Regions from separate parts of the Homo sapiens genome. Here region 1 is linked to region 2. Evidence: chromatin contacts called from ENCODE Hi-C or POLR2A ChIA-PET data. All regions are on one chromosome and are shown on one strand. The core of a region is the stretch at or near the end of the contact, and the rest is flanking DNA. Distances in the headings are between cores, read along the strand shown.

The links. Hi-C counts contacts between places; a loop is a spot of excess contacts on that map. ChIA-PET counts read pairs that join two places held with the same protein, here RNA polymerase II (POLR2A). Pooled maps may share reads with other maps.
Region 1: a loop to region 2 is called in a map of CD4-positive, alpha-beta T cell, with 2.9 times the contacts of the local background. The contact joins two enhancer-like sites. A Hi-C loop is called at or near these places in 3 of 168 maps with a recorded cell type or tissue (CD4-positive, alpha-beta T cell, IMR-90 and left ventricle myocardium superior) and 1 of 50 pooled maps. POLR2A ChIA-PET finds 5 or more read pairs at or near these places in 3 of 52 experiments (Caco-2, H1 and activated CD4-positive, alpha-beta T cell).

The regions. Positions count from the first base shown.
Region 1 is chr21:45,383,543-45,389,166 of GRCh38, forward strand. No RefSeq gene overlaps it. Among named protein-coding and RNA genes, the nearest start is that of COL18A1, 19 kb to the right of the region's middle. RefSeq lists an enhancer at 4,868-5,624. Within about 2 kb of position 3,609, at least 13 of the 41 ENCODE cell types and tissues checked have a DNase peak (open chromatin) inside an H3K27ac peak, as active enhancers do.
Region 2 is chr21:45,308,045-45,313,288 of GRCh38, forward strand. No RefSeq gene overlaps it. Among named protein-coding and RNA genes, the nearest start is that of LINC00205, 23 kb to the left of the region's middle. Within about 2 kb of position 1,392, at least 20 of the 41 ENCODE cell types and tissues checked have a DNase peak (open chromatin) inside an H3K27ac peak, as active enhancers do.

The sequences.
Region 1 (5,624 bases), core at 2,359-4,858, 78 kb after region 2:
ATCCGTCCTTCCAGGACTGGGCCTAAGGAATTAAATGGCTGTGAAAACAGGGGCACTGTGAGCCCCAGAGTCGGGCCATGTCATCTGAGGATGATGGTGGCAGCAGCAAAGCTCCAGATGTGGACACAGTCCCTTCACCTACCGGGGCTGCACTTCCTCCGGTGCCACAGCCAGGCCAGGCGCCCTCCCTGAGGGAATCCGCGGGTCCCGATGGCCTCTGGGGTGAGACACTGGGACGTGCCTGCAGAGCAGCAAACACTCTCTGGGCCTCACACCCTCTTCCCGGCTGCACAGCGGCACCCCCAGGGGCCTGCCCCTGCTCAAAGCCAGCCCCACCGCCCAAGGTCTGGACCTGCCTGCCCTGCAGGTGGGGCTCAACTTCCTCGGGTTTTCTGCTCCCAGGTGATTTTCCTCCCTGCAGCCAGGGCTGAGCACCTCGGCCAAGTGGCTCTTTGCTTTAAGAAGAGAGGGAATCTCCCAGCCGCCAGCCCATTGAGGCTCCCTGCACAGGACGGGACTCAGCGCCGCGGCGGTGGCATGGCCGTGCCGGGCTGTGCTGTGACCTGAGGCCTCGTCCGTGATGACCACGTCCTCGCAGAGCCTGGGGGCAGGGCCGGGGGGTGGTCAGATGCGGTGGAGCCTGTGCCCTGTGCATGACCGAAGCCACAAGCATCAAAACAGCTACATTCATGCTGAAGAGGACATTTATTTTTATTTTTGAGACGGAGTCTTGCTCTTTCGCCCAGGCTGGAGTGCAGTGGTGCGATCTTGGCTCCCTGCAACCTCCGCCTCCCGGGTTCAAGTGATTCTCCCACCTCCGCCTCCCAAGTAGCTGGGATTACAGGCACGTGCCACCACGCCCAGCTAAATTTTTTGTATTCTTAGTAGAGACGGGGTTTCGCCATGTTGGTCAGGTTAGTCTCGAACTCCCAGCCTCAAGTGATCCCCCCTCCTTAGCCTCCCAAAGTGCTGGGATTATAGACGTTAGCCACCGTACCCAGCTGGCAAAATTTCTAGGTGAAATAATAAAATAAAATAAAAATAGTGGTCGGAAATCTGTCTCCTGAGACAGAAGTGTCTGATTTTCTATAACTCAGTTAAAAGTGGTGCCAATAGAAACGCAGTTACGACGTCAATACCGGAAGGCCAGGAATGCCGCGTGGTGAAGAAAGTGGGTCCAGAGGCCCTCCCTGACCTTGGTGTGCTCGGCCTGGACATGCCTGTCACTGTTGATGAACAGCAGGTGCAGATGTGTGTGCCGCCCTGACTGGGGTCTCGGGGAGGCGCGGCGCCGTCCCACTGCCTAGAACCGGCTGGTGTGTGTTTTTGTTTATCTGCCCACAGCTCCTGGTTGAACAAATTCTCTGGTTTCATTTTTCCCATAACAAAATGAGCTTTCTCAGTAATGACAAAAGAAAACTTATGTTCTGAGGCACGGAAGCCTCCATAAAGGAGGGGAAAGTGCCCCTTATATTCCAGGGCACCCTTCAGTGGCCTGGAGGAGCCCTGCCTCCCTGGAGCCGTGCGCTAGGTCGGGCTGTGTGGCTGGGGCAGGCGTGCTTCCCATCCACCCAGCTCCAGCAGCTCCAGCTCCTGCAGGACGCACATCTGGCCCCATCTGCATTCTCTCACCAAAGCCTTCCACCAGAACCTCCCACCCACTCTGGAGCCCCTTCTCTCCACTGCCAGAGCCAAGGAGGCGGCCGCAGGAGTCATTCTGGGGGTCAGAAGCTGACCTCTGCTCTATTCCCTCTATTCCTTCGGGGATTTTGTGACCATGGCCAAGTCATGGTGGCAGGACCTCAGCTCCCCTGTGTGCACCTGGGGTTGGCGTCATAGACCGTCTCCATGGCCTGCCAGCCCCAGTAGGTTTGTAACCGCATCTGAGGCCACTCGTGGCTTGATAAAGAAGAAAGAGACAGGCCGAGGGAGGGAGGTGGAGGTGAGGGTGGCGATGAGATGCGTTGGGGAGATGCAGAAGGAGCTAGAGAGGGAGGTAGTGAGGGGGAGTGGAGCAGGGCAGAAGCTGGGCAGATCCACCCAGCCCAGCACCCCTGCCCAAGGGAGTGCGGGAGCCTGGGTGGGGAAGAAGTGTGGGAGGAACAGGGGAGACCCTGACTTCATGCCGCTCGCAGGCAGGGCCCTCCCTGTTGGTGAGGGGGTGCTTTTAGGCAGGTGTTCCTGGTCGGGGGAGGCCAGTCTAGATCAGAAGAGCAGGCTTGACCCCTCCTTGGCCTTTAGCAGTGCCTTGAGGCCGAGTGAGGGTCCTAGGCTGGTGGACGTGGCTCTCGAGAGGCCTGTGGACTGATTCCACCACACGTGGCTGCCTCTCCGTGAGCCGCACGGGCAGCGTGCTAGGCCTGCGTGCCTCGCCGGAGGGAGGGCTGAGTCGCACTGGCTGGGACATGGGAAACACGCCACCCAGCCACGCCAACTCCGAGGCAGACGAATGCCACTTTCTGCATGATATTTCCCCCAGATGTCCGCATCTTTCCCCCAGATGTCATCAGTGCCTGCTTCCCTCCCTGTGGAGGGCTCTGAGGGCCGACCCCCAAAGTCCATCTTTCCCCCAGATGTCATCAGTGCCTGCTTCCCTCCTTGTGGAGGGCTCTGACGGCCGACCCCCAAAGTCCATCTTTCCCCCAGATGTCATCAGTGCCTGCTTCCCTCCCTGTGGAGGGCTCTGAGGGCCGACCCCCAAAGTCCATCTTTCCCCCAGATGTCATCAGTACCTGCTTCCCTCCTTGTGGAGGGCTCTGACGGCCGACCCCAGGGTGGGAGAGGGCCAGCCCCCCAGCAGCAGGAGCAGTTTAAACTGCGGGTAAGTGTGCTCCAGGGGCCCTGGTTCTGCAGAGCCACACGCCGAGGCTCCTGAGCTATGTGAGGAATCCAGGGTGCAGCTCACTGCGTGTCGCCCAACTGCCCTGGGAACCGGCACTGCAGGGTCAGGTGCATCCCTTTCCATGTGAGCTCCTGGCCAGCCCAGGCAGACAGGGGAGGCCACACAGCTTCCAGGCAGGCAGCGGCTGGGCCTGAGCTGGCCCATACCTGCCGGGCTCCTGTCCCACCGGCTGTGTCCGGCCAGCCAGGGCTGGGGACATACACACCTGAGCTGCTCTCAGGAGCACTTTTACTGGAACCTCGAGGAACCTCAACCTCCTTGTTTCTAGGTTGCAGCTCCATTACGTGCTCTGCAAGTGAAAGATGCTGAGGTGGACACTAACGTCGGGAGGGAAGCCTAAACATTGACGTCATCTGTGCAAAAAGTCAGGAGCATCCACAGGTCCACTCTGTCCCGGACACGTTCTCAAAGTCAGGAGCATCCACAGATCCACTCTGTCCCGGACACGCTCTCACGCTCTCTCCGGTTTGACTTTGCAATAACACAGCCCACGAGGGTCACCGTGACCTTGAAACAGTCCTGGCTACTTTAAAATTAGCTGCCCCTAGGAGCATGGAAGATGATTCATCCCGTGACAAATCTTGCCTTATGTCTCTTTTAAACACACACATCTGGGTATCAGGCAGCCTCACGGGGGCAGCTTGGTTGTGCTGGAACTCAGCCTCATTGACTCCGGTTTCATGTGCACAGAAACTGACTTTGAAACTTGCAGGAAGAGGCTGTCCTGGAAGAAGCTGCAGCCTGCAGAGACGGCCCTGGGCTTCCTGCATCGCTCCCTTCCTGCCACGGGGCTGTGCCAGGAGCTTCCATGCAGCTCTCACACACAAGGCAGGTCCCCAGCTGGCTCTCTGCAGAGCCTGACCTGAGGCACCCATTCGATGAGAGCAGGTTCTCTCAGTGTAGAACCCAGACCAGCAGAAGCCGCATCACAGGGACGCTTCAGAGACGCACTGCTCAGCCCAGAACTGCCAGGCCTGGCAGCCGGGGTGCGGGGACCCTGGGACCCTGATGTTGTGTGAGTTCAGGAAAAACAGCGTTGCCTTCCTGAATGCTGTTCCATTTACTTCTAGCTCCTACGTGTTTCTTCAAGTAAAACACAGTCGAGCCTCATTATTCATGGGCAAATTTGCCTACTTACTAGCATTTACCCTAACCCAGATTCAATACTCAGGGCACCTCCACGGTCATTGGTGGACGTCACAGCGTCACAGCAATGAGACGTGAGTTTCCTGACACGGTGTCTGGGCGGGGGCAGAACGAGCCATGCTTTGGTGTCTCGTTTGTGTGTGCGTGAGTGTGTGAATGTGGGAGTATGTGAGTGTGTGTTCATGTGTGTGTTCGTAAGCGTGTTCTCACCTCAACACTAACAACCCTGACTGGCATGTGATGGCAGCCTCATGGGGCTCCAAGCCCATGTGTATGGGCTCCCTGTCTGTGCTGGAAGGTTCTACAGCAAAAATCAGCCCCTGCTCACCAGAGGCAAACTGAGCATGAAAGGAAATGAAAGACGTGAACTTTAATGCCTCTCATGTGCCGGGAGAACGAGGTCACACAGCAAATCACGGCTCTTGGGAATCAGGATGTGTTTGAAAACTTCAGGGGCTCTGAGCCCTCATGAACCCAACCGATGGGCAAGCAGCCCAGGCCCAGGCTGGAGATGGGGATGGGGCTGGCCATGGTCCCTGCCAGGAGCTGGAAGCCACTCCCGCCCCTCCTGCTCTCTCCATGTCCACTGGACACTGTCCCTGGTCCTGGGAGAAGAGGGAAGGCCTCTCAGCCTCCACTGGAGGGACTGCTGGGCGAGCCTGATCTACACCACAGCACTCCCCACCACAGGAGCGACTTCACTGACCCCAAGGGGGACACTTCCCTTAAAAGGATCATCCCACACTGACCCTTGTCTTGGGAATCCCAAGTCGGAGGTCACGTCAGAGGCAGGAATCCAGGCTCAGGGACATCTGCCCTGTCCCCAGAGGTCTTTGTTGTCCGAAGCCCTGCATTCTCTGGCTCTAAGGAATTCTGAAGCTATTTTGGACACTGCAGCCCTTCCCAGGGTGGCCAGAAGAGGACAGGCAGGCTTGCTTGGGGTGGGAGGAAGCCGTGGTCCACACTGGAGCATAGAAACCAGCCCTGTAAGCCACCCTGCTGGCCTCACAGGTTGTAGGGAGCAAAGGCCGTGTTGAAGCCCAGGAGCCCCTCAGGAAGGAAACCCCTCAGACTAGGGAACATGGGGAGTGGGCAGCCACTCCTCCCCACCCTCAGGCCCATAAGCTGCACTCCCCACAGTCCCCAGGTTCATCCACAGGGAGGCCCCAGCAGGAAGGCAGGGCCAGGGCGCAGGGCGAGGTCGGGGGAATGGACTCCCCTGGGTTTCTCCCTGCCGATCGCTGTAGTGGTTGAGTCCTCCACTGAGCACAGCCACTCCTGTAGGCTTACCCCGCTGCAGCTCGCTCTCGGATCCTAATAAACAAGTGAGTCCTCCACTGAGCACGGCCACTCCTGTAGGCTCACCCCACTGGAGCTCGCTCTCGGACTCTAATAAACAAGTGAGTCCTCCACTGAGCACGGCCACTCCTGTAGGCTCACCCCACTGGAGCTCGCTCTCGGACTCTAATAAACAAGTGAGTCCTCCACTGAGCACGGCCACTCCTGTAGCCTCGCCCTGCTGAACCACTCCTGTAGGCTCACCCCCACTGGACCACTACTGTAGGCTCACCCTGCT
Region 2 (5,244 bases), core at 142-2,641:
ACACTCCAGGAATATGCATGCATGTGCAAATACACACCGGGAACACACATACACAGACACACTCCAGGAATATGCATGAACAATACACCAGGAACATACGTGTACAGACACACTCCAGAACACACACAGATGGCAGATGTGCAAATACACACCAGGAATGCACACGTAGAAATGCACAAAAAGACGAAATGCTCTGTGTGGAACAGTGAAGACACGCAACCCATTCCCTAAGGACATTTACTCACATGTTCACGCCCACAGCCCAGCCGGCCAGCCCCAGCAGAGCTGCGGCCTCATGACAGCAGGGGCTTGCTGGGCAGTGGGACTTCAGGGTCTATCTCTCACCTGCCCCACTCACGGGCTGCCCGTGCCCTACTCTCGTCCTCGCACAGTGGGACCCAAGATGCATTTGGGCACAGCAGGAGGGAATGTCCTGGTGTGTGAGGAATGGCAGCCGGTGGGAGCTCCGTGAACTGCCTGGCCACAAACCCGCACTGGGAGCATTGTTGAAACTGCCCTCAAAACCACAGTTGAGAGCCGGGTGGGCCCTGGGAGTTTACAGTGTGCTGGGGCAGTGGGGAGAGCCTCTGATAAACACTGGAGGAGATTGCAAAATCGTGGGTCTGAAATGTGGAGCCGAAGTTCAGTTGTAGGCTGGGGCCTCCGGCGGGGCCAGAGTACCTGGGGCAGTGCCTGGCAGGCTGGGCTGGGCCTGGCGCTCTGTTCTTCCTGAGCCCAGGCTGCCATCTGCAGACAACTGCTGCCTGCCTGCTGTCTCGTGCCGCTGGGGGGCAGAAAGGGTCCTGTGGCACCGTGGGCAGGGTGGCGGCTGATCCCCTCTTCCCGCAAGGGACCCTTTTCCTGAAGTCCACGGCACTGGTGCCCCCCAGCAGCCTTGGCCCTCCTCCAGCTTAGCCGCCCCTACATCGTGTTTGACCCCTGGAGCCTGTGGATGGGACCCTGTCTAAGAGGGAGTCTTGTGGGTGAGGTGAGGTCAGGCTCTTGAGGCAAGGAGAGGGTCTGGTCTATTGGAGGGGGGACCTAGATGACATCTCAAGGGTCCTTAGGAGAGAGAAGAGAACAGGGCGCAATCCAGCCAAGGGACTCCGGGGCTTCCCAGAGCTGGAGGAGGCAGGAAGGATCCGCCTGGCAGCCCCTGGCGCCCCCTGGAGGGAGGTGGCCCCGTGACACTTTCCTTTCAGACTCCGGCCTCGGACCTGGAGAGCACATTTCTGATGCTGAAAGCACCAAGCTCATGACACTTTGTTACCACAGCCCCAGGACACATGCAGACTCTCACCTTGACCCAAAGGAGCGTATTTTATTCAAATTTCACAAAACTGAGGACTAGGGGACATTCCAGCTGCTCAGAGAAAAGCTCGTCTGACTTATCTGTAGGAAGATGAGTTACCAGTGATGAGTCACGGCTTTTACCATTTCCAAAAATACCTGTTTTTTCCTGAACTTTTAGTTCTCTCTACCCTGATCAGAAAATTAAAAACAAAACAACAACACTTCGTGGACCAGCCCCGACAGCTGCCGTTCTGTTTTCTCCAGGCCAGCGCTGAGCAGAGCCGAGGTGGGGAGACCTGGGCAGTGCCAGGGCTGGCCCTGCTGCTGCTTCCTGGCTTCTGGACGGGGCTTCCTCTTGGCTCAGGGCCGGGGAAGCCCAGCCTCTGAACAAAGTTAGGGTCAATATCTGCATCCCTGCCCTGGCCAGGCACCGCATCTCACATGGGAAAGACCTATTTGTCCTTAAATGGGAGAGGAGACGGAATCCCAGAAGGGGGCAGTGACCCAACTAAGGTCAAAGGGCTGCCCCCGGGAAACCAGCCGCTTCTCATCCCCAAGGCAGCCTGCCCGCCCTGGAGAGCCCGGGATCCCCAGATACTGTCGACGAAAGGGGCAGGGCCTGTGAGCGACGCTGGCCTTAGGCCTGGACTGCAAGGGGTGGCCCTGGCTAGAGATGGGACTGCACACCCTTCCAGGCACCATCCTGGGTAATGGAGACACTCTGGGAACACGTATGTGCACATGCACATGCTTACACACACATGCACACTCATGCAATTACACATGCATACACAGCCATGTGCACACACACATCCATACACACATCCATACACATGAACACACATCCACACACATCCATACACGGGTGCACACACTTGCAGTCACACATGCACACACAGCCATGTGCACACACATCCACACGTGTACACACATGCAAAACATGCATATGCAGTCATGTGCCCACACATGTGCACACACATATACACACATACAAGCCCCCACACACTCAGCATGTCCACAGGTGGAGGTGGGTGGGGAGGGTGTTCTGGGGGAGCTGGGCAGGTGGGGGCAGCTCTAGGATGGCGGTGCCCGAGCTCAGCCCGGCCTCTGCTTCCTAGGTGCCACCCTAAGGACCAAATCCCCAGAAGCCAGGTGAGGACATCGGAGAACCGGGCTGCTCCGTAGCAGACCCATAGACCCTGATGCATGGCTGGGCACCCTGGCCTGTCCCAGAGCCTGCAGAAGGGCGGAAGCCTAGACAAACTCATCCGCTTCTGCTGTCCCAAGATGACTTTCAGCCCAGGTCAGCCCAGGTAAGTCCGTGTCCACCAGCTGCCCGGTCTGCTCTGGAGGCAGAGGCTTGCAGTTCCGGGAGACAGACCCGCCACCTGGCAGAGGTTGTGGGAGGCTTGTCACCGTTGGTTGGCCCCCTGGCACCTGCCTCTCCTCCCAGGGAGCAGGGATGAGTCAGCTCCCTGGCCCTTGGACTTAGGAAGCCTCAGATGGCTCTGAGAAGGCTCCTCCAGGGCTTCAGAGGCACCCTTAGAGGCTTAGAGTCTCCTGAAGATGCGAGATAGGCCTTTGCCCACCAGCCCATCACAGAGCAGTGGCTCATGCCTGTAATCCCAGCAGTTTGGGAGGCTGAGGCGGGCGGATCACCTGAGGTCAGGTGTTCGAGACCAGCCTGACCAACATGGTGAAACCCCATCTCTACTAAAAATACAAAAGTTAGCCAGACATGGTGGCAGGTGCCTGTAATCCCAGCTACTTGGGAGGCTAAAGCAGGAGAATCGCTGGAACTTGGGAGGTGGAGGTTGTAGTGAGCAGAGATCACGCCATTGCACTCCAGCCTGGGCGACAAGAGCAAAACTTCATCTCAAAACAAACAAACAAAAAGGTAGAGGAAGGGAGAATTATCTCTCTGCCTGACTGCTTGAGAGGTGGCACCTTCTCCTGTCCTCCAGCTGGGACTTGAACCCACAGCCCCACTCATGTGCAGGCCTTCAACTCAAACTGGAACCACAACACCGGCTCTCCTAGGTCTCTGGCTTGCAGATGGCAGATCGTGAGGCTTTTCAGCTTCCAAAATCATGTGAGCCAACTCCTCAGAATAAACTTCTCTCTTTCTCTCATGTAACCACACACATATAAACATGCATGTGCGTGTTTTCCTGCCCTCTCATCTCTGCTCCGTTGACTTATTTCGCTATTCCTGCTTCATTTACTCTAGTTTTCTTAGGCATGTCCATTAACGCAGCTTGTCCTTCTTCGCTTTTTAAAATAGACTTTACTTTTTAGGGAAGGTTTAGGTTCACAGTAAAATCAAGCAGGCAGTACAGAGTTCCCATGCACCCTCTGCTCCACCACAAACATGCAGCCTCCCTCACCATCAACACCCACACCAGAGTGGCCCAGGAAAACGTGTACACATGTGTACACACACACACACACACACACACACACACACACAGCATGTCCACAGGTGGAGGTGTGTGGGGAGGATGTTCCGGGCCCAGTGACAGCACGAACACATGAACCCATCCATCCATCCATCCATCCATCCATCCATTCATCCATCCATCCATCCATCCACCAATCCTCTTGGCTCTGCTTCTCTGGAGAGCACTGTGCACACAGATGCACACAGATATCTTCACTTGGTCTTCAACCCCGGAGCACAGGCAGTGCAATGGACTAAAGATAGCCTTTTCAACAAATGGTGCTGGAACAACTGGACATCCACATGCAGAAAAAACAAATGAATCTAGACACAAACCATAAAACCTTCATAAAAATTAACTCACAATTTATCACAGACCTAAATGTCAAATGCAAAACTATAAAACTCCTAGAAGGTATCGCAAGAGAAAATCTAGATGACTTAGGATTTGGTGATGTTTTTAAAGTACAACATCAAAGGCTGATCCATGAAAAAATATCAGTGATAAGCTGGACCTCATTAAAATTAAAACCCTCTGCCCTGCAAAAGACAAAGTCAAAAGAATGGGAAGATGAGCCACAAACTGAAAGAAAGTGTTTGCAAAATACACATCTGATAAAGGACTGTTATCCAAAATATATAAAGAACTCTTAAAACTCAACAGTAAGAAAACAAACAACCCGATTAAAAAATGGGCAAAAGACCTGAACAGACACTTCATTGGAGAAGATGCACAGATGGCAAAGAAGCACATGTAAAGATTGTAAGAAATGCACCTAAAACAACAATGAGATGCCACCACACACCTGTTAGGAAGTCAGATTCCAGAACACTGACCACTGAATGCTGGTGAGGGTGTGGAGCAAAGTTTGGCATTCACTCATCACTGGTGGGAATGCAGAACAGCACAGCTACTTTGGAAGCCAGTTTGCAGTTTCTTACAAAACTAAATGTGTTCTTACTATACATTCTAGCAATTACATTTATTGGCATTTACCCAAAGGAAGTGAACATTTATTTCCATACAATCACCTCCATGCAGATGTTTATAGAAGCTTTATTCATAATTGCCAGAACTTGGAAGCAACCAAGATGTCCTTCAGTAGGTGAAAGGGGTAGGTGGACCGTGGCACACCCAGACAGTGGAATATGATGCAGTGCTAGAAAGAAATGTGCTGTCAAGCAGCCAGGAGAAAACATGCAGGAGCCTTGACTATGTATTACTACGTGAAAGAAGCCATGCAGAGAAGTCTACAGACGGTGTGATTCTAACCATGTGACACTCTGGAAAAGGCAATATCGTGGTCGCCAGCGCTCAGGAAGGAGGGACAGACAGGCAGAGCCCAGGGGATCTTCAGGGCGCAGAACCGCTCTGTGTGGGACTGCAGTGGTGGATCCATGCCATTGCACATCTGTCCAAACCCACGGCATGAAGAGCACCAAGAGCGAGCCCTCGTGTGGACCAGGGTCTTTGGGTGCTGACAATGTGGCCACGCAGGCTCATGGCTTGT